Linked DNA regions of Homo sapiens: all the other regions are linked to region 7. The links are chromatin loops, found by intact Hi-C in ENCODE. Cell type or tissue: mammary epithelial cell. All regions are shown on one strand. Links, peaks and the distances in the headings refer to the core of each region. The heading gives the core; the rest is flanking DNA.

Region 1 (4,365 bases), core at 179-4,178, 180 kb after region 7:
CACTGGTTTTGTTTATGACCACATGATTATGATTTTGGGTGATAACTTTACCTACCTTTTCTTCATCTCATGGTTTCTTAACCTGGGGCACTACTGACATTTTGGGACTGGATAATTCTTCAGTGGAGAGAGAGGTGGGGAGGAAAGGGGGGCAGTCCTGTTTTTATAGGACTGTTAGCAGTATCCCTGGTTCCTCCCTCCTGCCCCCACCCCTGCCATTTATGAAAACAGAAAATGTCCCCACACATTGCCAAATGCTAAGTATCCTATATAATAGCAATATCAACTATGTATTGAGTGCAACTATGTGCCAGGTTCTGTACTATGCACCTTATATTCTCATAACAACCCAGACAATTAGGTACATGTTGTCCCCGTGCCACTCAAATGTAAGATCCAGGAGGACAGGTACCATATGTCTAGCTTATCAATGTACCTCCCAAGCTTTTGCACAGTGACCAGCACATACCTGTGTACACCACAATGCCCAGGTAATATTCTTTAAAATGAATCAGTGACTGAAATTTACTAAAGAAGATCATTTACTTCTTCCTCTTGTAAACCAAGTTTTCAGCACATTCTGTTTTCTCCACTTTCCAAATATACTCAGAATGTATTCATCTCCCATCACCTCAAAACTACCACCCTGGTCCAAGCCAGTATGATCTATCACCTGGATAATCGCAGCAGCCTCCTAATTGGTCCCCATGCTTTTGCCCTTACCCTGCTGTAGTCTATTATTAACCCAGCAATGAGGGGATCCTTTGAAACATAAGACAGATGAGATAACTCTACTCAATACCTTCTAATGGCCTCCCATCTCAGAATGAAGTCAAAGTTCTTTCAGTGGCCTACAAAGTTCTGCATGATGTATTCCCTGTTACCTCTCTGAATTTATTTCCTTCTAGTCTCCCTTACACACTCAGGTCCTTCTACATTGGCCTTCTTGTTGTTATTTAGATATGCCAAGCACACTCCTACTTCAGAGCATTTGCATGAGCTGCTCACCCTGCCAGGAATACCCTTCCCACAGCCCTCTCTTTTAAATCTTTACTCAAATGTCATCTTCTCTGTGAGGTCTTTCCTGGGCACTCCAAACTTGCACTCCTCCTGACTCTCTTTGCTACTTAATTTTTCTCCATTGTCACCCTCCAATGAACCAGAATGTAAGCTCCATGAAGAGGGATTTCTATCTGTTTTGTTTGCCATTAAATCTCCAGCATCCAGTATTAGGCATACAGTAGGTGCTCAAATGTTTGCTAATTGTTAAAAGAAAGAATGAATGAGTGAATAAAGACACAGAGATGTGAAGTGGCCAGAGGCTGACAGCCTCTAAGTCCTATTCTTCCAGTGATTCCCAAATTTGGCTGTGCATCAGAATCACTTCGGCGAGAAGGGTATGATTGTTAAAATGCAGATTCCAGGGCTTTGTGCTGGACCTTAGGAGTCAAAATACAAAAGAGGAGGGTTCAGGAGATTGTAGTTTACAAAAACTCCCTGGAAAACCCTATGCAGCTCATTTGCTGGCTCAGTGGATCTATAAATGGAAACTTAAGGAGTGATCTGGGAGCCACCTGCAGCAGAACCGGCTAGGTCAAAGTCTGGGACCTCCAGCCAGCCTCTCAGGCTGTGAATCCTTACTCCCCTGCCTACTAGCCCTACTACTTTTCACTTTTATTTTTCCTTTCTTTCCTTTTTTTTAATTTTTGGTTTTTATTTTTTGAGATGGAATCTTGCTCTGTTGCCCAGGCTGGAGTGCAGTGGCATGATCTCCACTCACTGCAACCTCTGCCTCCAGGGTTCAAGCCATTCTCCGGTTCAGCCTCCAGAGTAGCTGGGACTACAGGGGCCTACCACCACACCCAGCTAACTTTTGTATTTTTAGTAGAGATGGGATTTCACTATGTTGGCCAGGCGGGTCTTGAACTCCTGACCTCAAGTGATCCACTAGCCTCGGCCTCCCAAAGTGCTGGGATTACAGGTGTGAGCCACCTCACCCAGCCACCTTTCTTTCCTTTTTCTAATTAGAAACTCTTTGAGTCAAGGACCTCAATATCTAACTGTGCTACATTTTCTCATAGTAGAATCCCTTGTCTGTAATTTCTAATTGGATGACATTGGTCAAATTATTTAACTTCTTTATCAGTTTCTCAGTCGGTAAATTGGGGATAACACTAGTCTTGATCTCATAGGATCACTGTGAGGATTTGAAATTCCAGAATAGTCCCTGATATATAGCAAACATACAATAAATGTTAACTATTATTATTGTTAACACCACTCATTTCTAGGCTCTAGCCCAGATCATGAGATCAGCATCTCTGGAGGGAGGGCTCTAGGACATTTAAAATGAGCATTCCATGTGATTTTGGTGCACACAGAGGGTTAACCTGCCCTGCCTCACTCCGCCCCATGGGGAGTAGGAGCTACTGTTCTACAGCCTTACAGCCAAATGTTCAATAAATGCTGGAAGCAGCAGTGATCTGACCCCTTGTGGAACACAAGAGACTCCTGGTCTTGCTAGTAATAAGGCAAGGTCTGGAGTGGCAAAGTAAGCTTGAAGATGATTTAGCCTAAACCCTCATTTTCATAAATAATGAAGCAGGCCCCCAAAGTGATTTCGTAACTCATGTGCTAATACTTCAAAAATGAAGGAATAGGATTCCCCTATAGCCTTGTTATTCAGTGCAGTCCAAGGACCAAGAGAATCTGTATCACTGGGAAGCAAGTGTGTCAGATATGCAGAATCCCAGTCCTATTCCAGAATTACTGCTCCAGAAACATTGGTCAAGACCCCTGGTTCTCAGACTCACTGCACAGTGGAATTATTTGGAAAGCTTTACAAAATACTGGTATCTCAGTCTCATCCCTGGAGATGCTGATTCATTCAATCGAATGTAAGAATCGTACTACACGTATATTTATACAGAAATATGAATACATATATATGCTATCTCATCTCTGGCATTACACGTTTTATTTAATAAAGGAAGAGATGAAACAAGAAGGTTAAATTTAAAAAAGAGAGAAAAGCAAAAGACCTAACACCTGCCATCCAGCCACCGAACCACAACATCACTTTTCATTGAGTAATATGAATTTTAAATACTAAAAGCATATTTTTCCCCTGTTGACTTTGCTCACGCTGGTATTCATTTTCAGATCTACCAAAGTGGATGACTACATTTAGCCTTGTGTTTTTTTTCTTGTTTTCCCCAATTAGATTGCTGCTAAGGATTTTTCCCTTTATAAGCATCTTTTATAAAGAGAATGAATAATTGTCTCTTGAACTCATCCCATTATCTGTCTGGCACTTCAGCTCGCTCTTCTGTGACCCAGAGATAACTTCTAGCCTATCTTATTTGTGAGGAAAGTATATGAGATAATAAAGATGAAGACACTTAAAAAGGATAAAGGAGCTTAAGACCAGTTGAAAAGAGGAAATCTTAATATCATTTTGTTTGTTGAGGACTAATGCACCAGGCATTGGGTAGTTTAAATATTTTGCGTCGTATGTTCACACTAACCCTGCAAAGTATTACTAACCTTGTTTTATAAATGGCAAAACTGAGGCTCGGAGAGATGCAGAAACAAACTCAAGGTCACACTGCCAGTAACTGAGAAAGCCAGTTTTCAAACCTAGATTTCCCTAACCCTGACGTCACTTCTTTGAGCAGCCATTCAAAGGCATGCATATGATATTATAGACTTTGTTATTAATTATATATAATATATTATTATTTAGATATTATAGAAAGTGCAATGTCAAAGGAAAGGAATAGACAAAGGGCTATAGAATTAGAAGGGAAGGAAAATATGTTGTAAGTTGAAGTAGCTCACACTTCAGTGAGTGTGTAAATTATTTGGCAGATAAATTCCAAATCAGAGTGGTAGCCCTCTCTGACTGGCTCTACTAATTTAAAATAGAATCATTTAAAGAAATTATTAGATATTCACCAAAATTTTACAGTGAACATTTAATTTATAAACTATATTTATCTGTCTAGACATATACTTCTGAGAGGTACTGAAAATGGGCTTGTCTTAAGTTGAATATGTGTATGTCTGTATGGTGAAAGTTGACAAAAGCAAGACCTTCAGAGGAGAGGACATATCCCAACTCTCCCATTCCCTTCGCCAACTTCTCTCTCTCTTTCTCTCTCTTGCTCTCTCTTTCCTCCTTCCCCTCTCCCTCTCGCTCTCTCTGAGATATTTCAAAATGAGACAAGACAGGAAAACTTTTCTTAAGAGGCACTAGAATTAGGCTTATATTCTCAAATTTACTGGTTATCCATTTTGTCTACATGTTGGAGCCACCTGGACAGCTTTAAAAATAACCATGTTTGGGTCCTGCCCCCAGAGATT
Region 2 (4,365 bases), core at 195-4,194, 400 kb before region 7:
AACTAACATCTTTAATGTTAACTCAAAAAAATTTTTTCCAATTGTAAGCAATAATACCTGTGAAATAGCTGGCTACTGAAACAAAAAATGTTGACCTGTGTATCACCTAGAATCATCCTCTAGACCATGAGCAGCATGTGTTAACACATTTTAGGCAATCTTGCTCCCATATACACTAGAAAGTGGCTTCCCGGGATATGAAACTCAACAGGTTTCTGAAACTTGGCTCCACATGGCTACAGTCTAAACAGTTTTGCTATAAATATAGTCTGTTTTGACCTACAATGGCAATCATATATGGTTCAAACTAATATAGCCCCACATGCCATATGGAATTTATATGTATACATATGTACATTTTGTTTATTTCTGTTGACTTATTTATAAATGCACACCTAGGGTGTATTTATACATAGCTGGGGCTTTTCAAATAATATTTAAGTAATAAACCTAGTTGGTATTAAATGGCATAGGAAAAAAAAGAAAAGAGTTCCAGAAAACTTGTATTTATTATATCTCTATTAACTTGTAATGCTGGTAAAGAATATAAAAGGGTTGACAAAGATCCACAATCTCAGGCCAGGCTGGTAGGTTTGTGGATTCTAATTACACATGACTTAACCGCAAAGGCTCTGAACTTCCCTAATGTGAACTATTGCCATAGGGAGCTGAAGCATTAACTCTTTCAGGGGCCACTCACCTTGTGGGCTCCACTTGTGGTGACCCATTCTCTTTGATCTTTGACTGCAGCAAGTTTTTGAAAAATATCTATAAAGGAAAGAAAGAGCGCAAAGAGGCATCCAGAGATTAAAGGGGGAGTACTTCCAGGAGCACAGATCTGCAGTGCATATGGGCAGGCAGAGAAAGGTCAAAGGGAACACAGCACAAAAGGAACAACAGATGCAGGAGCAGCATGGCTACTTTTTTACCCCAAGAATTACTCCTCAAGCTCCACTGGTATTTATTTTCTAATATTATTGTAATAATGAAATATAAAAATACCAAAAAAGGCAAACCTCTCTTTCCACTTGAAGTTCCTTAACATCATTACCAGTTCAAAGTGAGGCCTATTCTTCAAAGATCCTCTCTGTGAAGATTTCAACTTATAAAGAAGAGAGGGAAGGCCAGCAAATGAGAGGAACCTGCACGTTTCCTCAGCTGAGGAAAATAGTCATCCTCAAAGAGACTTCCTAGTGCCCAGGGCTTGCCATAAACTCTTCTCTCCCTGGATCTGAGAATCACTGTGCTGCTCCACAAGCAGATATGAAGAGCCAGTCCAGTCACACAAAGAAAACGGACAGGCATCCCACACGGCAGGACGTCTGTGACTCATCAAAGCTGGAGTGCAGGACAGCAGGGCTGGGAAGAGCCTCCAACGGGAGAAGATTGAGTGACTAAGGAATACCTCACACTCACAGTCCAATGTTTTCACATTCGCAGCATCAGATAAGGTTTGTTGTTATTTTTCTTTTTCATGCTCTGGATGTTTCAGATTCTATGAGGTAGGCAATCATGATTAACCCAACTTTATAGAAAAAAAACTGGATAGTCTCTGACATTTTAACAGAAATAAAAAGACGCAAAAATAGATTTTACCAAAATTTGCTTTTATGGAAGCCTCTCTTGCATTAAATAAATTGTGCTTTTCAAGGTAAAGGTTGTAATCTAAACATCTTTCTTCTGGCTGTATGTTGCCACTGAATATAACAATTGGCCTGGATGCTCAACACCTGAGCTGTGTGTGCGAACATTAATAAATATTTAAAGTATCCTTGTTTCCTGCTGCAAACACCATACTGCTTTTTCTAGCAAGTCCACAAAAATGGCTGTGTCCCTGCAATAACACTTACATGTCATGTTGACCAGCTTGTCCACAGTGTGCTGCTCTTCTCCATAGCCGAGGTACTCATTGGCTACAATCTCCATATACTGCATGAAGGACCAAACCAACAAGCCAGTCAGGACACCAAAAGCACCCAAGGAAGCAAGGAACAAGATGCTGCAGTTCTTAAAATAAACTGTAGGTGGCAAAACAGATTCATCAAATAATACTCTCATGCTCCTGGAACAGTTATCGCTCAAGTGCAAAAGGTGACTGGGTTTCTAGATTCTTTGGCTTCTCTTGCGTGCTATGAAGTTGAGGGAAAGACCATCTCAAGACTCTATAAACTCTCAAAAGTCTCAAAATGACTCTTAACTAAGTAAGTTTGTTGTGTAATTTAGTATCCAAATACAAGATACATATAAGATACATAATACATAGTATATAGAATGTTTATTCTTCAATGTATCTTTTTAGGAGAATTTTTTATAATACATTGTATATATTTTACTGACGTATATAAGCTCTGAATATATGTCTAACCAGCATACATGCAGTTAGCAATAATCAGAATAAAATGCGTACTGAGTAGTCTGATAATTCTCACTGTGGATAATGATTATAATAAGAAACAGGCTCAGGGAAACAGGTAATTTCTAATATTATAATGGAAGTTAAAATGGATAAGAAGATGCTTTGTAACATAATCTTATGAAATATTAAGTTATTAAATGAGGTACACCTCTAGTCAATTTAAAAGGTTCTTGAAAACAAAAAATAAACATGAATCAATTTTCTAAGAATATAATAAAATAAAGTAGATTTAATGTTAAATTGCCACCAACTTAATCTTCCATTAATTATTCAGAATGAGTTTGCAGGGCCACATGTTTATTATGAAAATCATTCTTTCTGTAAACATTATACAGGTTTTAGGAGACTAGCCTGTTCCAACTCAAAAACGTGATCAGAAATTTTGTTTTATTCCAGCCTGGCCAACATGGTGTAACCCTGTCTCTACTAAAAATACAAAAAAAAAAAAAAATGATCCGGGCATGGTGGCGCATGCCTGTAATCCCAGCTACTTGGGAGACTGAGGCACAAGAATCACTTGAACTTGGGAGGCAGAGGTTGCAGTGAGCTGACATCACACAACTGCACTTTAGCCTAGGTGACAAAGTGAGACCCTATCTCAAAAAAAAAAAAGAAAAAGAAAGAAAAAGAAATTTTGTTTTATTGTATTAATAAATGCAAGCCTCTGAGTTGCTCAGTATATATATTCACTTGCTTACCCTCGCTCAGTAGTTAGCAAAGCAGAAAAATAAATAAGGTCAAGATCATTCCTTTCTTTGTCATCTATTTATTAGTATTTTAGTGAGCACAGTAATCATTTTCTTGTTTGAAAATGTTTTGAACATCTTCATAATCAGTTTATTATCTTGCCAGGCCCAGTGGCACACACCTGTAATCCCAGCTACTCAGGAGGCTGAAGCAGGAGGATTGCTTGGGCCCAGCATTTTGAGACCAGCCTAGGCAACATAGTAAGACACCGTTTCAAATATATATGCATATATATATACATATTTCTTTTCCTCCCACCATATGGTATATACAATGCTAAGGGCTTCAGCCTTCCAGCCATCGCCCCTTTTGTTGTTGTGAGGCGGAGTTTCGCTCTGTTGCCCAGGCTGGAGTGCAGTGGTGCAACTTCAGCTCACTGCAACCTCCGCCCCCCAGGTTTAAGCAATTCTCTGCCTCAGCCTCCCGAGTAGCTGGGATTATAGGCACCTGGCACCATGCCTGGCTAATTTTTGTATTTTTAGTAGAGACGGGGTTTCACCATGTTGGCCAGGCTGGTCTCAAACTCCTGACCTCAGGTGATCCACCCACCTCAGCTTCCCAAAGTGCGAGGATTACAGGTGTGAGCCACCGCACCTGGCTGCCTATTTCTTATTATTACTAGCTAAAGACATGTGACCTTTTATAGCACTTTCTCATTTCATCAGGCTGAGTAAAGTGAGCCCAATTAGCCAGAACAAAATGTGGTGGGTTCCTCCCTGCTCTGTGAGTATCATGCCTCACACTCACACTTAACGCTGTCTGTCCCTCTCTGGGGCAGACAGCATAACATAGGAAAGCCACCTTCTGTCACATACCCTTTTAATTCTTGCTCATAGCAGGCACAAAATGAAAAGGCAAGACCAGCCACCACAAAAGGAATCTTACCTGAGCTAGGTTTTCAATCCCACCCAAGCTATGGAGTATTTCCTAATAAAATAAAAGCAACAAAACACATGTAAATGATGAGGGTGGAGGGGGAAGTATATTTTACATGCAATTTCTTTACTAAGTTGTCATATTTATAATTATATTGTGAAGGTCTACATTCTAATATAAATACGGAAAACTTACAGTATGTCATTCATACTACCTTTAAAATAAACTATTAATAAATATGAAAGTTGGGTTGAGATCAAGAGAATAAATCTGTGCTCAGAACCGCAGCCTGCCCCTTCATTCTTCTTAACTCCTCCTGTGTCATC
Region 3 (4,000 bases), core at 1-4,000, 620 kb after region 7:
TTTCTTAGTAGTTCAGCTTGTACTTGAGTCACCAGATGTAAATTAGACATTTCTCTCTTCAGTTCCCAGTATGCATGCTGCATATTATCACTGAAATAAATTTTTTTACAAAAAGTTAATACTCATCATTCTTTTTTAGACAAAAGGGAATAACTTTAGAAATATGCAGATCAAGTTTCTGCTCCAATTAGTTTTGAGATGATGTAAACTGAAAAAAACAATTGAAAGATATTTAACTAGGGCATTAATAAGTGAAAAGATCTTGAAAGAATAACACTGTCCATCTGATATGTAGCAATTAACTATTATATTAAACGGTATAATAAAAATAAAATTATAACTGATAAGAGCTTCTTGCAGAGTCTCAGAACTGAGATTTCATTTTAGGCTGTAATGTGCAGCTATTAATTAGTAAGTAGTAAGAAATACATTCTTTATTTGCAAATCTGATTAAGAGTAAAGTTACATTCATTCAAATATGGATCAATTTGTATTTATCTTTTGATTGTTTTGACACTGTGAATTGAAATGATATATCAACTGCTGAATATATATCCAAGTCTACATTAAAATAAAATTTAGGTTTCATGCATTACATTCTTTATGTTTGACTGGGCTGTCTCATAATGTTGGTTCTAAACCAATGTGACATGACAGCACAAGACATGAAGAGCCAGATGATTTCCTGGTAAGGAAAAAGAAGCTAGAGAGGGAAGATTATATGAAACAGAAATAGAAACTTCAAAAATGCCTCTCCTGTTTTTATAATTAAAAGTATTTTACCTCAATTATCTAAGAAATTATAATTAGTGATTTTAAATCTAATTTTTATAGATTTTGTTTTCCATTAAACATTCATATTCAGACATTCATGATTTTCTTTTTTTGCTGCTTAATTGCCAACTAAATGAAATTAAAATCTTCAGCACATATTCTCATTTTGTTGTACAGGAATATCACAAAATATTAAATGTAAGACTAAATCTTATAACATTAAAAAAAAATTATTACCCCTTAGATACTAGTGTAATTTTAATAGTACAGAAATCAAACTAGACAAACGTGTCACCTTATGCTTCAATTTTTGTGTTGCCATAAACACTTAAACTTCAAAAGGATAACATTTTTGAAATCTAATATCTCAAATTACAGAATATAGTTTATATTTAATATATAATATATAAAATATTTTGAATTCTGTAAGGTGAAATACCTTTTTGTCAATAAACTTTACACTGCTTTTCAGAAAAATCTGCTTTAGTCTGTTGTAAACATCATTTGTTAAGTTGTAGTATATTAGAAATCAGAGCTCTTTGCAAGTTTTTAATAGGTGTCAAATAATTAGTTCACAAAATTAACCATGTCTACTTCACCAAAAAACATCTGAGTTGTTTGCTACAATGAATGTTTCACATAGGAACCTGTCTTAAGTGTGAAGAGAGTTGTTGGTTTCTTGGTACAATTCTAGGCATTCAGTATGCTTTCCGAAGAGTTACTCACATTATATAGCAGTAAGTGTAAACACTGAACATGTGCTAATTCATTCATTCAGTCATGGTATGAATAATACAGCTTAAAAATAGTTTATTATTGGTGCGAGACAGTAAATCAGTGCCTGTTTTAGAGAAAAGAAGAGCAAATACTGAAGACAGTTCTGAGTACTAAAATACACAGCTAGGCATGGAAATAAACAATTCTAGTAACGTTTACAGTGCCTAATAAAAACTTTTCAGTTCAATTTAATGAAGACTGCTTAAAACTTAGGTTTAGTTAAAAACTAGGTCACTGAGTTTAATACACATGTAGTCTTGTTTTTTGCTCTTAATGTAACCTGAATTTAAAACTACAGATAGACAAATCTAAAATTATTACTAAGTATAGCTCTCCCTCTTGTGGATAAGAAAATAACTGCAGTTAGTGTTTCCCACTTTACAGTTAACATTAAAAGTGCTACAATCTTCAAAGTGTGTAAAAAATTATTTTAAATTCTATCTACTTGAACAAAATGTTTAAACCATTATTTAAATGATATTGGAAAAGGCAAGTTGTCATCCCTAATTTTTAGCAGGCTTCCAATTAAACCTCTTATCTAGGTATTTCAAAGACAATGTATAGATTGTGACCTTCCTATCCTCACCGCAGTTCCCCAACTGGGAGTATAAAGTTTAGTTTTGCTTTAAATGCCACACAAGCAAAATGCTAGTAATATATATAGTTGTCTATAAAGAACTTATACAACTACTTAAAATATTGAAATGTTACACTGAAACTTCTCAAATGAGAACTCTAAAAACAGATAAAGCACAAATAATGATGGCTGAGCACTTATTATATACTAGGCACTTCACCTACATTGTCACACCAACTTGGTAAAGTGAGTAACCTCATTTTACACACGAGGAAATGGGTTGAGAAGTCTACTCCAGTCTGCCATGTTGCTGTTCAAAGCTGTCTTTCACTTAACCCGGTCTAATGACTGATCACTGCCCTTTTGGAGTAACATTTTTGATATCATCATCAATTACCAAGCACCTACAATATGCTGACTGCCAACACAATCTTATAAGTTTTATACTTCTCAGTATAAAACTTCACATCTCTGACTTTTAAGTGAAACCTGCATGTCCACAACTGAAGGAGGGAGTACATGTCCTGCTTACAAAGTGTAACAGCTAAAAGCCCAGCTTTCTTAATTGACACTATATATGGAACTCTTTAATACACAAATAACTATTCCTTGTATAAGAAAAATCCACTTACTTGAGTTTCTACTTCAGCCATACATATTTTTCTTTAGCATTTGAAAATTTACTGAACTATTACATCCTCCATCATCACAGTAGAATTAAACTATGGGATATTCTTAGCCAAGAGTTATAGACTTAAAAGTGTGTATTTTGACAACTGCGGTTCCCCCCAAACAAGTGGCTCTCATTTTTTATTGCAAGGCACAGCAAGAATCATTTTACACTGCAACCCAAAGAAAACAAGTTCTAAGAAACCATACTTACCCTTATTGTGTGTAATGCACTCTGGTATTGGTGTGTTCTTTCTGACTTATTCCATATTTTTATAATGCTTATTATAACTAATAAAATTTCACAGCACTAAGGAAACACAGAAGAGCCTGATAAACACTAACCTAATCTTTTTTTTTCTAAACCTGGAATTTACATTTTAGGAAGTCATCTGTAACACAGTTCCACAATGTAAGTTTACAGATGATGAGCAAAAGAAGTACAGCGACTCCCTGTCTAGATCTGGTTTAAAAACTGAAGCCATCAACCTAAAGCCAAAATCAAAACAGGACACTGGCAAGACATTGGTTAAATTTCTGATAGGGCTATTATTGTTAAATGATGTTTTATACAAGGAGTATCATATAAAAGGCCTCCAGTAATTAAAAGGTTCACTCTATCTTAAGATAGAGAAACAGTATACTACACCTCATTTGCCTAGCAATATGATGGAAGAAATACAAAAAAGGAGAGTTCCAAAAAAGCAAGTTATCTAAATAACTGAAAAATATTCCTTAAAAATATCTAAACCTTTAGTTAATGGTTTAATGGAAATATCCCTATATACTTTCTCCAATATAGTAAACTAATCTGTCATCTGAATTGTTCCTCTTAAAAGTGGATGAAGTAACTTACAAAGATTAACAAAACACAAGAACATAAACTGCAAACAGGCAGAAATGATGAGGCGAAAAATAGAAAACAAAACAAAATGCAGTGGAGAATGAGGTTAACATAAAAATGCATGATAAAAGTTGACCAACAGTAGGCCACAAATTTGGTTATAAGTTTTCTAGTACATAACCAGAAGAGAGAAACCTAATCAGTTTTGCAGTTCACATTGTCTACCTGATACAAATGCAAACCAATTTGCAAAAAACCACAAGTGTATATGAGCACTAAGAGAGCCACTGGAACATGCTGTAATTACACAATTCTTTACATACATACTGTTGGTATGGCTTTAACGTGAAGTAACTTTT
Region 4 (4,365 bases), core at 154-4,153, 570 kb after region 7:
ATTATCTAAAGCACTCTTCTATATAAGCCATAAGTTTTTGGCTGTTTTTGTTGTTAGATTTCTGTGTGTGTGTGTGTGTGTGTGTTGGCTATTTCTTGACCTTTACTTCCCTTACTTCCATCTTGGAGGTTAAAAGCCAAATTATCTAGGCTAGGTGTCAGGTTCTTTTCCAGTAGGCCAAGGATTCTTAGCAAACTCTTAGGGAATAAGAAAGTATGCTCTGGCAGCCGTAAACCTTGACCTCTTTTGTATCCTGTCAATTATATGGCTGCTTCCTTTACTAACCCTGTTGCACACAAACTTCACCTTCTTTAGCAGCTTCTTCCTACTCTGTGTTCCATCAGTGCATTCTTTGATGTTTCAGTTTTCATATATGGATTCTAATCCAAATGAGCAGAAATTGCTTTGTGATTATTGAGATTCCTAAGTACTTAGGATGTAATGCTAATAATTAATTGATGAATTTAGTGAAGAAAATGATTGTGACATGGAGAAAGAGTCTTTAACCAGCATGTGTGTGTATTCTCTGTCCTTACCAAGATGATGGTTCTGTTGCTGAGTACAGTAGCTAAGGAGGTACTGGTGACCTTCTCTGCTGGGGAGGAAGGACTTGTGACACAAAATACATATTTTCCTTCAAAAGCTGTTTATGGATGGAATTATAATTTTGTTCCAGTTAGTGAATACATATTGTAGTATGAGATAAAGAGAGTTGATTATGTAAAAGTCTTATTTGGGTTAAAAAAAAAACACATGACTTTCTGTCAAATATCACATGTTCTCACGTATAAGTGGAAGCTAAGTAATGTGTACATAAGGGTACAGAGAGTGGAATAATAGACATTGAAGACCAGGAAAGATGTGAGGGTAGGAAGTGGGTAAGGGATGAGAAATCTATTGGGTACAGGGTACTGTATTCAGATGATGGTTACACTAAAAGCCCAGACTTCCTCCCTACACAATATATCCATTTAACAAAGCTGCACTTGTACCCCCTACATCTATACAAATAAAAAGTGAAAAAAAAAAACCCATGACTTTTGGACCAAGTTATCAGTTAGTTATTATTATTCTGTATATTGTCCAGGTAAATTCTCAGCATTTTTTTTTTTTTTTGAGACAGAGTCTTGCTCTGTCGCCCAGGCTGGAGTGCAGTGGCGCGATCTTGGCTCACTGCAAGCTCTGCCTCCTGGGTTCACGCCATTCTCCTGCTTCAGCCTCCCGAGTAGCTGGGACTACGCGCCTGCCACCACACCCGGCTAATTTTTTTGTATTTTTAGTAGAGACGGGGTTTCACTGTGTTAGCCAGAATGGCCTTGATCTCCTGACCTCGTGATCTGCCTGCCTCGGCCTCCCAAAGTGCTGGGATTACAGGCATGAGCCACCGCACCTGGCAGCATTTTCTTTTATGCTACCTTTTTTGGTACATACATTTTATACTTGTATATGTCTAATTTTTGAGTTTCATTAAAAAAGGCTGAATCTAAGATATCATTGTTGGCCTTGCTAGCTAGTACATTTTTATATTGATAGAATAACTTTTTTTGCTATGTCAGTATTTTGTGTGGGCCTGTTTGAATATCAGTACTTCTTTCTAATGAAATAGCGTTAACTTAGTCGGGCAGCAAGGAACCTCTTGACATTTTGACTTTGAAGAAGCATTGTTTTTCCTGTAGTGTTTTATACTGGATAGTTTATATAGGGTTGTTATTGAAATTGGATTCTTCACTTTTTTCCCTGTAAGTTTTAACATGTCATTTAGTGAATGTAAAGTTATGCAAAACGTTTATATTAAATAGACTTGTTAAGTATGTCTTTCTTATCTGCTACATGATTCCTACTGAGAGTGTTAATATTCACATATTCATTTATGAAGTCTGTTATTCAGGAATATACCTATTTGTACCATAGTCTTCATTGTTGAATGATTGCTGTTAAAGAATGTATTACATAATGATATTTTGCATTAGTGAATGGAATATATCAATTTTCTTCTTTCCATTTCCTTTTTGTATTAGAGGAAAAGTTCCAAGATATAAGGAAGTAGGTCATGGTATCTATAAACTGCTGAGGAACTGAAGTGTATATTATGAAGTAAAGATTGAAGCTCAGTTGCCCTCTAGGGGTTCAATTTTAACACAGCACATGTAGAAATAATTTACTGAGATCTTGGGGGAAGGGTAGATCTGCTGAATGTGGGAGCCTATTTTTCATTTTCTGTTAGAGCCTGACTGGTCATTAAAAAGCTGGTTTTGATTATTTATTGCAAAAGAGAAGAATATATCCCAGTTTTGTAATATACAGACAGTTTAATGAAACATCCTTTTTGTTTGCTTAATTTTAAAGTCAGGGCTTTTGTGCTGGAATAATCCAACCGTCAACACATTTTCAGGTATTATTTGGTGACCAATTCTCGGATTCTTCCTAACACTCTTTTGTCTTCTCAGTGTCACCTCTATAGCACTTTTAAATCAGCTTCCTCCCTTATTCTGCCCAAATCCAAGAACAGACTCCAGTGAAGTGGCTTCTTCATGAATCCTCTCTACGTTTTATGAGATGTGATCATCATGAAACTTTTCCTTTTGGTTTCAGCACCTTTGACTGGCATCTTTGTCTGGATTAGTAAGACTATTTCTCTCAGTTTGAAACAGAATGGCTACTGGCTCTCTAGTTTAATTGATACCCAACTTTGTATTGATTGAGGTCCACATAATTTATGTTGGAATCTTTCTCTGGTGCAAAGTGCTCTACTTTGTAATTGCAGAGTTAGACTCCTACTGTTTTGGTAAGAGGGAGCAAATTTTTTTTTCCTATTATTGAAAATGTTAACTTTGACTTGTGTAAATAGTAAATATGTTTATTGTATGTGCAGATATTTACATGTTTTAAATAAGCACATTTCTATACTAAATTTGAAAATTCACATGGTTATTGGTATACTTTAAAAAGATTTGTGTGTTTTAATATATGCTCTTTTATTCCCTTCGAAAGATGCTATAAACTTTACTCCTTTTAATATATATTGGTTTTTATTTTTACCGTTATATTGAGCTTTTCTATTTTTTTCCTGATGATTTTGGAAAAACCTCCATTATTAATGGTCAGAATCTTTAGTTTTTATCATTGATTTATAGTAATTTTATTTTTAAAGTTCAGTTTTTATGTGTTATTTTACACTCTGAAAACCATGATTGAATTTCAATGTATATTAAAATATTAAATTGGCTATAATATAGCTCTGTGCTGTCCAGTATATTAGCCAGTAGTCACATTGCCTATTTAATTTTAAATTAATTAAAATTATATAAAATTTAAAATTGAGTCTCGTAGTGGTACTAGCCACATTTCAAATGCTCAATAGCTGCATGTGGCTTGTGGATACCACATACGACAATGCAGACATCAATCATTTCCATCGTTACAAAAAAAATTATTGAACAGCTCTGGTATTGATATATGAATCTTCTTCAACGTGTTTTTAAAAATACGTTAATACTGGTAGTTTCCTGTGTAAAATGAAACATGAAAATGTTATATGTCTTTATTTTATTAAAAGATATTTTGGAAATAACTAAATTAAAAATGATCACATGTGAAGTGAGTTTACCTTTATCATAAAGAGTAGCATATATTTCTGATTATGAGCCAAGTGATATCAAATAATTTAATAAAATTATATATTTTGACGTGTGTAAATACATCTACTTTATCTCCATCTTGTGGTAGAAGTATCTGAAAATCCTGTTAAGAATATCATTAAAGCTTATTCATTTTTACATTGACTTATCCTTGCTCTTTCTCATTACCGTAAATGTAACATTAAGTGTTAAATGTTTCTTTAGGAAATTTTGGGTCTTACTAAAGGAGCCAACTGAAAATAATTTTAGGTTTTATAGTTACTATTGAAGGTAAATGTACAACTGCAACTGCCACATTTTGACTGTGTGTTGGAATATTAAAACAAGGAATATAAACATTTAAATCATAGTTGAGAGGAAAAACAAAAAAGAAAGCTTTAGCTGCTTCATTGCAAATGTAGCTTTGTGTTGTTAAAGAGGATTATGATGAATACATTTGTGTGATAAATTTATAAAGTTTGATAAATTGTTTCATACTGACTAATATTTTTTATAATTTTTATTTTTATAATTTTTTAAAGTATACTCACAGTCCTTTTGTGGATAATTATGATTGTAAGAATATTTTTGCAAGTAAATGAAAAAGTGATTATTAAAACACTTTGTAAACTGTAGCATTTTATACAAATACATAATCTTATCTTTTAAAAATATATAATATGAAATATTTGGTTGGGAAGACCATCTCAGAGGTTTAAAAACATATTTCCAATCAGGTCTATTTGTA
Region 5 (4,365 bases), core at 250-4,249, 380 kb after region 7:
AAGGTCTGAATAAAAAGAAATATTCTTTGCAACCTCATATGCTTGGGCAGACTCAGCAGTCTTATCGTCATAATAAAGACAGAAGGGCCTTTTAAAAGAATACTTTCAGCAAAATTTCCAGCATGGATTACTCTTTTGGGTAAATGGCTCAAACATTGAATTTTCCCATTTCCCTAGGGCAGGTAAAGGAGTGAATTTTCTCTGAATATCTTCTAGCTAGACAGTGTCCTAACAATGTCCTTAGGGGGAAAAACGTTCTTTCATTTGGAAGCATGTATTGTGAGTAGGCCCATCTGGGTTTCCTCCCTGTGAATAGAAACACCAAGATTTGGCCGTTTTCTGATCTTTGATTATATGCAGGCCTGAGTTCTAGTCCTGGCTCTAACTCAAACTGTGTACTATTGGGGACAGATTCAGTTCCTTACAAGTGCTGAAAAAAAAATGGTGAAGGGAAAGCTTGCCAGGGAGAATCAAGCAGTAAGTCTGGGAAATGGAGGCAGGCACGGGAGGCCTCTAAGGTAGCAATGGTGGAGGAAGATGAGCAGTAAGGAATGATCATTAGATTTGGTGATTTGAAGGTCAATAGTAACTTTTTTCTGTCTTGGTCACTAGGTGCTTAATAAATATATTTTGAGTGAATGACTTAATTATCAGCACAATTTGTTGAGCACCCCTTGCCCAGGAAGCACCATGCAAGGAGTCCAGAGTACTCAGAAAAAGAAAATGGGCTCCTGCCTACAAGAGAGTTGTGAGAGTACTCGCCAAAGAGTAAAAACTAGCCAAGGTGAAACAACTGAGCAAGACAGTCAAAGATGTAATGTGAAATGAGGGAGCAAGATGAGTTCTTACATAGTGATAGGATGCCTAGTGTGTATTGCATTCCATAGAGGGGCTCCCCTCCCTCCTGAAGTACAGGGGAACAAACTATGGAAAGACGGAAGCTGGCTTGTCTTTACCACTGCTGTGATCACCTAAGGTTCAGTAGATGCCAACCAGTGCAGAAAAGCTGTGCACCCGGGGAGGCCCCACCCCAACACGGTGAAAACCAGAGGACTCTGGAACCAGGCCTGGATTCTGGCGGCCCAGAGGTAGAGTACTTGATTTCATCACTTCTTTGTCTCTCTGCATTATGGGGCATCAGGACTCTCTTACTTGGGCTCCATCTTCTTTCATTATTTCTCATGTGGACATGTGGGATACACACACACACAGACACACACACACACACACTCTATATATAATAAATATAATAAATGCTATATTATTATTGTTTTATTTCCAAGGCAAATATTCAAAAGAAATTCTACTAATGTGTTATGTGTGAAAACGGTTATGTGTGAAAACTGTTAGTTTGAGAACAGAAACAGAAGTACGGGCCCTGTCTGTCACATCCATCACTATAATCAACTTCCTCACCATCCCATCCCTCAATAAGACATGTTTTAAAATCTTCATCATGATTTTTTTCCTTCTTTCCTCCTTCAATTCTCTTTCTTCCTTTCTTTCTCTCTCTTTCTTTCTTTTCTTTTGAGAAGCTGCAAGTGCTATTGTGATGGGCTTGACCGGAAATTACTGAAAAGTGACTCTTTTAGTTGAACATAGAAGTAACAGTGCTTAAAGATGTTTTATCAGTGGCTAAACACTCTGACCAAACTTTAGAGGTCAGGGGGTTAAGAAAAATATTTTTTCACTTTTACAAACCTGTGAACTTCAGCTGTGTCCTGTTGGTTTAGAAGCGGAAGAGAGGAGAAGAAATTACCTTTAGTAAGTGTTGACTAGATTTCAGGCTCATTAACCAAATTATCTCAGTTAACTCTCTCTGCCACCTTCAGGTAGGTATTAATATTTACTTTATAGATGAAGAAGAGTGTTGTTTAGAGAAGATTGGCAACTTGCATAGGATTACCTAGGGAAGGAAAAAAATCAGAAGGCGTGTTCTATGACCTTAAAACACATCCAAAATATTGGTGTTTTTTCAAGCTGTGGGTCAATAAGTCAATTTAATGTATCATGACTAGAGATTTTTAATTAAAAAACAGACTAAAATATATTTGAAAATATCCAAGTACCATTTCCTAAAGCTTTTGCTTTATCTAGTGTATGTGTGTGTGTGTGTGCGTGTGTGTGTGTGTGTGTGTGTGTGTGTGTGTGTACTACGTTATGATGAAAAATGTATTTCTCCCTGAGTTGTAGTCAAGTTTGAAAGCCACTGCAATTGCCCATACTGGTGCTATACAGTAAGAAAAAAAATGTCTAGTTAATTGTCATTAGGGTAATTACATAATTTATAATCCAAACAAGAACACTTCGGAAAATGAAGGAAATTTTATCATTAACTACAGGAGGTTAGCAGACTTAACAGGGATTGTTCTGGGAAAAGTTAAATGAGCATTCACCCCAATAAACATTGCTATGGTCTGAATGTTTGTGTTCCTCCAAAATTCATATGTTGAAGATTAATCCCCAATGTGTTAGTATTAAGAAGTAGGGTCTTTGGGGAGGTGATTAAGTCATGAGAGTGGAGCCCTCACAAATAATATTAGTGCCCTTGTAAAAGAGGGCTGGGGGAGTTTGTTTGCTCCTTCCACCATGTGAAGATATAGCAAGAAGGATGGAGCCCTCGCCAGCCAAACCCCACCACAGCCTTGATCTTGGACTTTCCAGCCCCCAGAACTGTGAGAAATAAATTCCTGTTGTTTATAAATTACCCAGTCTAAGGTATTTTAGTTATAGAAGCCCAAAAGGACGGAGACAATCACCCACATCCCATCCCCATATCTTACATTTTAGCAACAAAATGACTGGTAAAAATAGAGAATACATTTAGGAGAGAATGTGTGACATATTTTGTACTCAGGGAGGTAAAACAACTATTTCAGGTTACAGATACATGTTTTTTCCCCAGCACACTATTAAAGTTCTAAATCATTGTATAATGGTGCAAAGAATATATTCTTTCTCCTATTCAGAGACTGCAATGTTTGTCAGCACAATCTGGCATTATTAATGCTTTGTTAGTAATTAAACTATGAAAATATCGAATAAATACCCATAATGTAAAATGACAACTTTCTTGTAACAGGGGCATATAGGGTATCACAGTTTTGTGCTTGTAACTAATTCTATGCAATACCTATTGCATTTTTATGGATAACAGCAAAAGCATTGTAAGTTTAACTTCACCCGTTTATCTTCACTACATTTTACAACATGTGTGTGATATCAGTATAAAGGCTGACATTCTAAAGTAAATGGCTGGATAGCAATACATGGAGGATCAAAGATCATATGACTTATACTATGTGAAAATATGAATGTTCCATCTGCAGACAGTGCTTAGTGACTTTTGGAGAATGTGTGGTCTTTCATCATTCCCTGCTCCTCTTCTGCTCACCATTGATACCTGCAGGAAAAGAATAAAAAATGTCAAGTTATTGGGAGTACCCAGCTTTTTTGCTACCATATTCCATCCGGGTTTTTTTTCCTGTAATTTGTTCATTTAATAGATGTAATTATGATCTATATGCTAGTTACTGTGCTAAAACACTAGGAATAGAAAAATGAATTAGAATTTTTCTCAGCCCTTGAAGGTTGTATAGTCCAGAGAGAGAGGAGGAGAAAGAGAGAGAGAGAGAACAGATAAAACACCACACAATATGACAAAAGCTATAAGAAATGAGCAGAATTCTGTGGACACTCAGATTGCTAAAGAGACTCTGCTGTGGACTGAATGTGTCTACTCCAAAATTCATATGTTGAAACTTATCCCCAATTTGATGATACTTGAAGGTGGGGCCTTTGGGAAGTAATTAGGTCATGAGAGTGGAACCCTCATGAATGGGATTAGTGCCCTTACGAAAATAAGAGACATGAGCTCTTTCTTTCTGCTCTGTGCCATGTGAGGCTACAACAAGAAGGTGGCCATCTACAAACCAGGAAGTGGGTCCTCATCAGACACCAAATCTGCCGGAACTTTTATCTTGGGACTTTCTCACCTCCAAAACTGTGAGAAATAAATGTTTGTCATTTAAGCCATCCAGTCTATGGTAATTTATTATTGCAGCCCACACTAAGACAGACCACCTCTGCCTAGGGAAGTCAAGAAGGCACAGAAAGAAAGAGAGAGAGAGAAAGGGGAGGTGGGGTGGGGGTTGGGCAAAGAGAATGTATTGTTTCTAGCAGAGGAAAAAACATGTGCATGGCCTGGAGTCCTGAAATGATAAGGTATGTTCTGAGACTGGTATAGCTTCTTACAGAGGAGTACTGGAAGTGAGGTTTAGAATACAAAGTGGTGCTAGATTGTGAAAAGTTATGTTACAAAGCCCATGTGTATTGCACAGATAGAAGTCAGATAATAGATAATGT
Region 6 (4,365 bases), core at 247-4,246, 580 kb before region 7:
CAAGGGTTACTCTGCTGGCTGAAGAGGGATTTCTTGAATCTCTCTATAACCCTTCTTTTCAAATTGTGGTGCAAAGCTGGAGGAAGCTGCATAAAATAAGAAAACAATCATTATAAACAAATTGTTAACACTACACAGCTGACTACAAAAAGCATTCGCTGAGGGCCCATGTAACAATATTCACTCAATAGGACTATGTAAGAATTTAAATTTTACTGCAAATAGCATGACTAGATGCTATAATTTTTACCCTGCGATTCAGAAGGAATATATTATTTTGCTCTTTTTCAAATGGCTGCTTCCATTTATCTTATTGTTTCTTCATTGATTGATATTATTTTTCATTTAACAAATTATTCATTAATTGCACACATATACTGAATTTTGTGAAGAACAGTCTTGACACAGAATGGTGCACTTTTATCAGATGTTTAGGTGCTTATAATATGCCTAGAACTATGCCAAACACTGTAGCCTTGGTACTATAGGATCTGACACTTTGGACCAGGAAATACATATCTGCTTTAGTAGTATATATAGTCAGATGCCTGTCTTGGAGTGCTCCTGAAAATTCAGCTGCAGAGAGGTCAGATTTAGGTACCAATCATTCCAGAAGAAAGAGAGGATAGATTAGCATATATTAAGACCAGACTAGGATGAGTTACATTTAGTAAGTGAGTAGTAGAAAGTCATGGTAGGACCTTAGAAAACATGGTAACAAAAAAAATGGGGATTAAAAAAATGATTTGTCATGCTTTGTAGGTTGGATCTCTACAAGAAAATCAAAAGTCCTGGAAAGCACAGAAAGATGAAGTGACATTTAGAAGAAGGATAATAGAAAAGAAATTGGGTCAGGATTAAAAGGGTCTCAGAGTGGAAATAATATTTGGTTTTGTTTAAATTATGGAAAGAACTTGAAGGGAGAGAAAGAGGAACCAGTCAGAAAAAAGATGGCTAAGTGGAAAGGAAAATGTGATAGTAAGAGATCTCAATATTAAACAAGAATATAATTCAAAGCTCAGATCAAAAGAAAGAAGAATGTATCAGAAATAATTATTACCCCAACCCTGCTCTATTTTCTAGGCTCCTTTACAGGCTTAGTTAGTACCATGTGACTACTTTTGGTCAATAAAAATGATGTGTGTCACTCTGAGGATAAGACAATTCAAAGTCAGTGTGTTTTCTCCACCACTGTCCTCCCTACTGCAAGGAGCTTGGCATTACCATCCTATTCTGACTGCACAGCCACAAGAAGGAACAGGGCCACCTGAGCAGCCCGAATGGAACTGAGTAAGAAATAAACCTCTATTGTGTCAAGCCAAGGAATTTCAGGGTGTAACTGTTCGTTCAGCATGACTTAACCTTATCTTATTTACTCAAGTTTTGTCAGACAGGAGGACATATAAAAGATAATGGCAGAGCAAAGAATAGGGCCTACAGGGAGGGGCTCACAACACTGATTGCACAGCCAAATAAAAACTTTTCATCATCCCAAATATAGTAGAATGTAGGGCCCATTATGAAGTACTGTAATTATATAAAACAGGAAAATAATTCAATTGAAAAATGTTTTTAAAAATATATCTTTGGCTGGGTGCAGTGGCTTATGCCTTTAATCCCAGCACTTTGGGAGGCCGAGGCAGGAGGATCACCTGAGGTAAGGAGTTCAAGACTAGCCTGACCAACATGGAGAAACCCCATCTCTACTAAAAATACAAAATTAGCCGGGCATGGTGGTGCATGCCTGTAATCCCAGCTACTTGGGAGGCTGAGGCAGGACAGTTGCTTGAACCCCGGAGGTGGAGGTTGTGGTGAGCTGAGATAATGCCATTGCACTCCAGCCTGGGCAATGAGAGCGAAACTCCATCTCAAAAAATAAAAAATGTATCTTTTATCCTAGTGTTTGAGTCAAAATACGTTAATTAGCGAAGAAATAAGACTCTTCTGGAGATACTGAAGCACTTCAGTGTACTCTGAAATGTTTTGTAGGTTGGCAGCACTGAGTCTCCTCTGACCTCTTTTCAGGTCAATATTATAGTTTCTTTTGCCTTAATCCAGATGGGATCCCTTCCTCGGCTCCCAGCAAATAGTCATAATTATTATTGTCCTTTCACATGAAATGAAAGGAGGAAATTTAAAAAAATGTGGAATAGAGAAAGAAAAGAGAGGAAGGGGGGTGCAGGGAGAGAGAGAGAGATTTCTCAGCATTAAGGAGCAAATCAAAGACAGATGAGAAGGAAAATGAGTATAAATGATATATGTGTGTGAGAGAGAAAAGCAAAAGAGAAATGAATTTAACTTAGAATAGAAACAGACATGAAGGTGAGGAGCATGTGCATGTATATTCCTAGCAGGAAGATGGGATGGAGTAATGAGGGGACCAGAAAGTACCTGGACAGAGCACAGGTTTGATAATTCCCTTTTGTAATGCACCAAAAGTTGCCACTTCCCCAAACCAAACACCAGAGGGCAGTGTTGGCCCAGAACCCTCTAGCTGCTGCCCAGCTGACTGCAAGGGGCTGTCAAACAGAAAGGCAGCGAGCCTTCTCTGCTATGACAAACTTTTGAAAGTGTGGAACACCAGTGGGCTCATAGCTTCCTTCAAAGGGGACTTAACCCACTACTGGAAGCTATGAGTATCAGATTATTAATTCAGGTACTCTGAGAATTCTTGCGATTTATTTAACTTGAGAAGCCTCTAGTTAAGTTAGAATTGTTTTTACTGCTCCTGATGGTCTGAATTAAGCCTCAAAAACTCATTTGAGTAAGTTAACATTCAGTCAACTTAAGCTGCATATATATTAGAAAGCTATTGATCTTACTGGAATAATTATTACAATGGACAGCACCCCATCTTTGAAGTTTTTTCATACAAGAATTTAAAATTTTACACAAAATGATGACTCATGCATAGTTTAATTGCAGGTGATATAAACATAATAATATATTATACGTAAGGACTATAATACTAAGAATAGAATATTAATGTCTATGATTCATTTGAGCCAGACACTATGACTACTCATTTATGCGCAGTCTCACTTTTTTCTCCACGACAAACTTATAAAGCAAGTACTATTTTATAGGTGAGGAAGTCAGAGCTTAAAGACATTATGTAACATGCAAGAATACTTTCTGAGCAGCGTCTTCTAGCACAGCCATTATTCTAGAACAGATGCCACCATGACTAGCATTACTGTAGGATAGCACTTTATAGTTTAGAAACATTTTCAGCCAGGCACGGTGGTTCATGCCTGTATTGCCAGCACTTTGGGAGGCAAAGGTGGGAGGACCGCTTGAGCCCAGGAGAGTTCAAGACCAGCCTTGGGCAACATGGCAAGATCCATCTCCAATAAAGAAACAAATAAACAAACATTTTTACATACTTTATTTCATTTGAGGCAAGTAGTCTCATAAGCTCCCCCATCTTACAAATGAAGAAAGTGACTCTTAAAAAGATAATTACTTCCTCAAAGTCACACACCTAAAAGCTTGGTTTTTGTTTGCTTGTTTTTACTATACTACACAAAGTAACAAAATAATGAAAGCCGATCTGCATGTTTTATACTAGGTTTTCTCAAACTTGCATAATATTAATATTGGAAAAGAATATATAGATTTCTACATATGGAAGAATATATGGATTCTTTTAAAGAACTTGCTATATTCTCTAGTATCTCCAAGAATACATCAGAAGACTATCCATTGTTCACAGGACTCCATTTGATAAAAAGTGATTTAAGTTAGTTCCTAATTCTATTTTTTAAAAAGTTATTTTGACATTACTGCATAAGAGGATATTTCCCTAAATGCTAAAACAGAATGTTCAAAGACTGTTATCAAACTAAATACACAAAACATAACACTTCTCTTAGAATTTACAAACCCTGAAAATGGCAGTCAATTTAAGAAATACAACTTTATCCTAAATATCTTATTCTGTTAAATCTAGGTCACCCTTGCCATTAGTACAGGAGATCCAGATGAGCAGGTATGGATGGTTCTAGTCTTATCCATCACTACTGCTGAAAAAACACAGAACGTTTCACCAATGACAGTCAGTAGTATAATTTTCATTGGAGGACAACACATTGCTATTCTGAACTACATTTTTTTCCATTGGCAATAACTGTGGTTGTGAAGACAAACAATTCAAAGGCGCTTCAAATAAATGGCTTGCCTGTTCTCTAGGAGATCGATTTTTTTTTTTTTTTTTTTTTTTTTTTGAGATAGAGTCTTGCTCTGTCACCCAGGCTGGAGTGCAGTGGCGCCATCTCATCTCACTGCAAGCTCCACCTCCCAGGTTCACGCCACTATCCTGCCTCAGCCTCCCGAGTAGCTGGGACTACAGGCGCCCACCACCAC
Region 7 (4,365 bases), core at 155-4,154:
TATGAGTTATTGAAATATATTTTTAAAGGCATCAGGAAATTGACAATTTGCCCTGAGAGTAGAAAAACAGATGGAAACCTACTTTATCACTTTGATATGCACTGGTTTAATGTGATTTCTTAGCAATTTGGGGCATATTAGACTGTCTTAATAAATATGTTTCATCCACTAAGTCTTACCAATTTATGCATTTTGTCCATTTTACACCTAGGTTTCTGTGTCTCATGTTCCCCAGAAGGCCTCTCTGTTTTCCTGTGATGATATATAAAGAGCAGAGATCTTGGCTTTTTGGCTTACTCTGTTTAATGTCACATTCAAAGTGTCATTGAGTAAAATTTTCTCATGTATATGTAATTGATAATAATAGCTGTACTGGAATTTACCTCCTTTGCCAACCCCTTAATGAAATAGTGGGTCTAACTGACAGTCATCAATGTACAAAGACCTGCCCCCAAAAGAGACAACTGGACATCATGAGCCTCCTCATGGAATATTACCACCTATAAAATATTATTACTAAAAAAAAGTGGAATCTAGATCAGATCAATAAAACACCACTTTGTTGGAAAAACAAGAATCAGAGGACTATGTTAACACTACTGAACTGCAATCAGCAAAACCAGAACCTGGAAAACTAGACAGAACAAATGCCCCAATTTCTTCAATAAATTGCAAGGAAAAATAAAAGAGAAAAGTTGAGAGGGGAGAGTTCTAGACTGAGAGAATTAAGTGATACATCAATCACATGTGTGGGACCTGTTTGGATCCTGATTAAAACAAACAACTGTAAGGAACAAGCAAACAAAAAGAATAACAAGAACAACTTTATGAGACAACCAGAAAAACGTACCTGGATATTTCCCGATATTCAGAAATGATTGTTGATTTTTTAGATGAGATAATAGCATGACAGTTATATATATATATATATATATATATATATATATTTTTTTTTTTTAAAAGAGTCCTTTTCTTTAAGGGCTGTGTACGGAAATAATTGTGGATTAGAGGACAGGAATTTCGGGATTCGTGGCAGAAAGAGTGGAGTGGGGATTACAGGAAGAAATAAGAGAGGCCATGGATTGATGGTTATTGTAGCTGGTAGTGGACACATGGGGGTCCATTGCTCTCTACTTTTTCAAACTGCATAATATTTGTAATTATTTCTGAATTAATAAAAACTTTCCTTTGCTAATGCATCTAAGTTTACTATCATACATGTTATAAAATTAGTAATTAGTGATACCTACTAATATTCGGAACTACTCAACAGTTTACAAAACAGTTAAATTTATAATCTCATTTCTTCCTTCTCAGTACTCTTTGCCGGGATAGGTGCTGTTGGAATCCCCACTTCACAGATGAGGAAATGAAGTTCAGTGAAGCTAAAGACAATGCCGCTGTAAGGGGCGGCGGACTAGAACTTAAGTCACAGAACTCCAAATTCCAGGCTCCTTCCCCTACACTAAAAAACTTTTAAAGAAGCGTAGGAGTGTGGGGCTCAGCGGCTCACACCTGTAATCCCAGCACTTTGGGAAGCCGAGACTGGTGGATCACCTGAGGTCAGGAGTTGGAGACCAGCCTGGCCAACATGGTGAAACCCAGCCTCTACCAAAAATACAAAAATCAGCCAGGTGTGGTGGCGCACGCCTGTAGTCCCAGCTACTCGGGAGGCTGAGGTAGGAGAATCACTTGAACCCGGGAGACGGAGGTTGCAGTGAGATCGCGCCACTGGGTCCTTTTTTTTCTTTCTTTTTTTTTTTTTTTTTTTTTTTGACGGAACTGTTCAGGACCTGACAAAGCAGCAGCTTTAAGAGTGGAGGAGCTCTCTTCGGCTGGGGAGATCCTTACTCTCCATGGCCACCAGATGGCGAAGGCTGCCCGCGGCCCAGAAGAGAGAGGAGCCTGCAGACCCGCGCGGAAACTCTGCTGCGGGACCTGGAGGCCAAGGGTGAGGCGTGGGGTCCTCCTCCACTCCAACTGTGTGGGGAAACCTGGGTAGAACTTAAAGTTACAAAAGTCATTGTGCAAGCCCTGCTGTCCCCACAAGGGCTTATAGGAAGGGGTTCGGAGCTTTTCAAGGAGGCAGGGGAAAATTAAACTCGTGTCTCTTAATGTGTATTTGGTGGGAGGGGAATGCTGCCTGAAATAATGCATTGCTTCGGCGGCGGTCAGAGATCCATGTGACGCGGGGGCACTTTAGGGACCATTGCTGAGGGCCTGGTTAGCATTTGGGCAGCTGAATCCTTCCCTTGGCGAACTCCATACGTGCCCTCGGCGACACACAGAGGACTCCCAGAGTTGAAGAAGGGGGTGGATGTGTGTGTGCGCACTCGCCCACGTCTCGTGTTTTACTTTTCATTTAAGTCGTAATAAGGAGAAATTCGATGACCAGCAAGGCTGGAGTCCCATCGTCTTGTTGGGGGAGAGGGGGGAGAAGAAAAAGGTGCCTGTAACTTCAGACTGTCCAAGATATCGCTTAGCTCCTGCGCCCGGAAGAAAATCCAGCGCAGGTCGGGTTCCGGCGCGCGGAAGCCCTGCGAACCCCAAATGTGTGCGCTGAGCCGAGGCCTCTAAGCGGTAGGAGAGAATCTGACCTCCGACATTCTTTTCAAGACACGCGCCGGTGGACCGGGTCCTGGGATTGGCTTACTCCCGGGCTGGACCTTGGGGTTCGCATATTTGAAAGCGTAAACTTGAGGAATGACGGCGGGGTGATGGGTATTTTATAGAGTGGGACTCAATCGTGCTCAGCAACAGATTTCTCCAAATTCCCTTTTAAAAAGAGCCTCCCAGAGCTGTCGAAATCTCCGCGGGGTGAAAGCTAAACTTTTGGAGTCGCTGTGTAGCCGGGTAGAGGACACGGCGGCGCGAGCCGGAAAGATAAGTGTCCAGGCGAATGGGAAAGGAAAGATCTTAATTTTTGTTCCTACTGTTAGCTGAATGTCCATAAAAATCAAAGGGAATGCGGGGAAGTTTTTATTCCAGAGCGTTTCCATGACACCCGCAGAGATTTAAAAAATTACATTCCTCCCCCTACGCAGGTTTAATTCGGAAAGAAGAGACTGCAGAGGAGAGGGAAGACCGTGAGTCTGCTTTCACCTAGGTTTAAAGCGAATCAAAGACGGCTGTAAAAAGGGAAACCGGGACCAAAAACAGATTTGGAGCCTCGAAACTCTCCATTGAAGGTTTGGAAGATACGTTGCTGCAGACTTGAAACCGGCTCCAAATCCGGCCCAAACATGGGCTGAAAATATGGCGCGCTAATCTGCTGCTTCCCCTCCTCCTCAAGTTCTTTCTGACTCTTCCCACCTTTCCCAGTTTCCCTTCCAGACGTCTGCGGCTCCCCACTCCACCCCCAGGATAGCTACTCTACATCCCGACAATTCCCAGCTTCTACACCCAGGAGGAGGAATTCTGGAACCACCCAGAGCGAACTCGTGCCGGGGCGGGGTGGGGACCGGAGGAAGGTCCTGCTCCGAATTCTCTCCAGAGCAGAAAAGAATTCTAGAGGCTACATGTGGGCTGCTTTCCCCCCTTCTTCCTTTTTTCCCTCGCAAACCAACAACCAAAAAGTGTTTGGTGATGGAAAGAACACCAGTGGAAAACGGCAAATAACAGTATTTCCAACTCCGAGTCAGGTCCTCTTTGCACTGCTTTTTCCTGTTTCATTGCAATTTATTGATTTTATTGTGGTTTTTTGTTTATTTGGGGCAAGAACGGAGATGTGAACCAGGACGAGCCAGCAGACCCCCGAGCCAGTATCTCCTCCCTGGGCAGGGAACACCGCCTGCACCGGTGCATACTAGGAGACCCTGGCGGAGAATGTAAACAAACCGGGCGCCGAGCCCTTGATCTTTATTTAAATAGAGGCTTGTTTATCGGTGTCATCCTAGGAGGATTAATTAGATACATCTCTTCACAATTTGGTGTCTGACACTCCATCTTAGGAATGCCTTATCATAAGGTGTTAATTGGGGCCACTCAGCCACTTACGTTTCTATTAAACACTGTGAGGGACTTTTCACAAGTACCAGGTTCTTTTTTACTGTACGATGCAAAAACATACAGGACCCGAAATAGACTAGGGCCAGAATCTGCTATATCCCGGCAGTGATTAGCACTTTGGGGCTTTCTAGAGGGCAGAAATAGGAGAGCACTGTTTTCGAAATTCCATCGCATCTCCCAATATTCGGTGGTTGGATGCAGATGTAAGGGGGCTGTTGGGGGTGTGGGGAAGGCGCTGACCAGGATAGGGGGGCTATGAGTCTCCCTTCCGGAATCTAAATCAGTCATCCACAGTACATATATCTTAAAAAGCACATCTTCAACGCTTTTGTCCTTGGCTCCCCGGTAAAGTTCGGG

What was found. Hi-C counts contacts between places; a loop is a spot of excess contacts. Peaks named below come from ENCODE experiments on the same cell type or tissue, not always from the same donor. Only the 100,000 strongest peaks of a DNase experiment are listed, where the experiment ranks them.
Region 1: a loop joins it to region 7, with 10 times the contacts of the local background. A loop is called at or near these places in 11 of 110 quality-filtered maps.
Region 2: it touches region 7 in a loop (5-fold over the local background); 2 of 110 quality-filtered maps call a loop at or near these places.
Region 3: it touches region 7 in a loop (16-fold over the local background); 93 of 110 quality-filtered maps call a loop at or near these places.
Region 4: it touches region 7 in a loop (9-fold over the local background); 37 of 110 quality-filtered maps call a loop at or near these places.
Region 5: a loop joins it to region 7, with 9 times the contacts of the local background. A loop is called at or near these places in 10 of 110 quality-filtered maps.
Region 6: a loop joins it to region 7, with 23 times the contacts of the local background. A loop is called at or near these places in 2 of 110 quality-filtered maps.

The regions. Positions count from the first base shown.
Region 1 is chr3:27,886,302-27,890,666 of GRCh38, forward strand. No RefSeq gene overlaps it. Among named protein-coding and RNA genes, the nearest start is that of LINC01981, 54 kb to the left of the region's middle. In mammary epithelial cell, for the core only: a CTCF peak has its summit at 2,466; no DNase peak of the experiment used is centred there.
Region 2 is chr3:27,310,249-27,314,613 of GRCh38, forward strand. NEK10 (NIMA related kinase 10) reads right to left here. Exons shown (of 36, transcript NM_001394966.1): 7 at 4,049-4,090; 8 at 1,851-1,929; 9 at 701-768. Among named protein-coding and RNA genes, the nearest start is that of NEK10, 57 kb to the right of the region's middle. RefSeq lists an enhancer at 600-1,799. In mammary epithelial cell, for the core only: a CTCF peak has its summit at 2,014; DNase peaks (open chromatin) are centred at 1,343 and 2,013.
Region 3 is chr3:28,326,861-28,330,860 of GRCh38, forward strand. It overlaps AZI2 (5-azacytidine induced 2), which reads right to left. Exons shown (of 8, transcript NM_022461.5): 7 at 1-90. Among named protein-coding and RNA genes, the nearest start is that of ZCWPW2, 20 kb to the right of the region's middle. In mammary epithelial cell, for the core only: a CTCF peak has its summit at 1,893 (motif pointing left); no DNase peak of the experiment used is centred there.
Region 4 is chr3:28,284,669-28,289,033 of GRCh38, forward strand. The region is part of intron 2 of CMC1 (C-X9-C motif containing 1); the gene reads left to right. Among named protein-coding and RNA genes, the nearest start is that of CMC1, 45 kb to the left of the region's middle. In mammary epithelial cell, for the core only: a CTCF peak has its summit at 2,124; no DNase peak of the experiment used is centred there.
Region 5 is chr3:28,087,960-28,092,324 of GRCh38, forward strand. LOC105377008 (a long non-coding RNA gene) reads right to left here. Exons shown (of 3, transcript XR_940674.3): 3 at 1,258-3,403. Among named protein-coding and RNA genes, the nearest start is that of LINC01967, 62 kb to the left of the region's middle. In mammary epithelial cell, for the core only: a CTCF peak has its summit at 1,806 (motif pointing left); no DNase peak of the experiment used is centred there.
Region 6 is chr3:27,131,905-27,136,269 of GRCh38, forward strand. It overlaps NEK10 (NIMA related kinase 10), which reads right to left. Exons shown (of 36, transcript NM_001394966.1): 32 at 1-86. Among named protein-coding and RNA genes, the nearest start is that of NEK10, 240 kb to the right of the region's middle. RefSeq lists a silencer at 2,394-2,553. In mammary epithelial cell, for the core only: a CTCF peak has its summit at 2,474 (motif pointing right); no DNase peak of the experiment used is centred there.
Region 7 is chr3:27,710,371-27,714,735 of GRCh38, forward strand. LINC02084 (long intergenic non-protein coding RNA 2084) reads left to right here and starts at 2,549. Exons shown (of 2, transcript XR_007095851.1): 1 at 2,549-2,672; 2 at 2,787-4,030. It also overlaps the pseudogene KIAA1143P2. RefSeq lists enhancers at 2,362-3,047, 3,719-4,365. In mammary epithelial cell, for the core only: a CTCF peak has its summit at 1,880 (motif pointing right); a DNase peak (open chromatin) is centred at 1,881; H3K4me3 peaks cover 1,705 bases.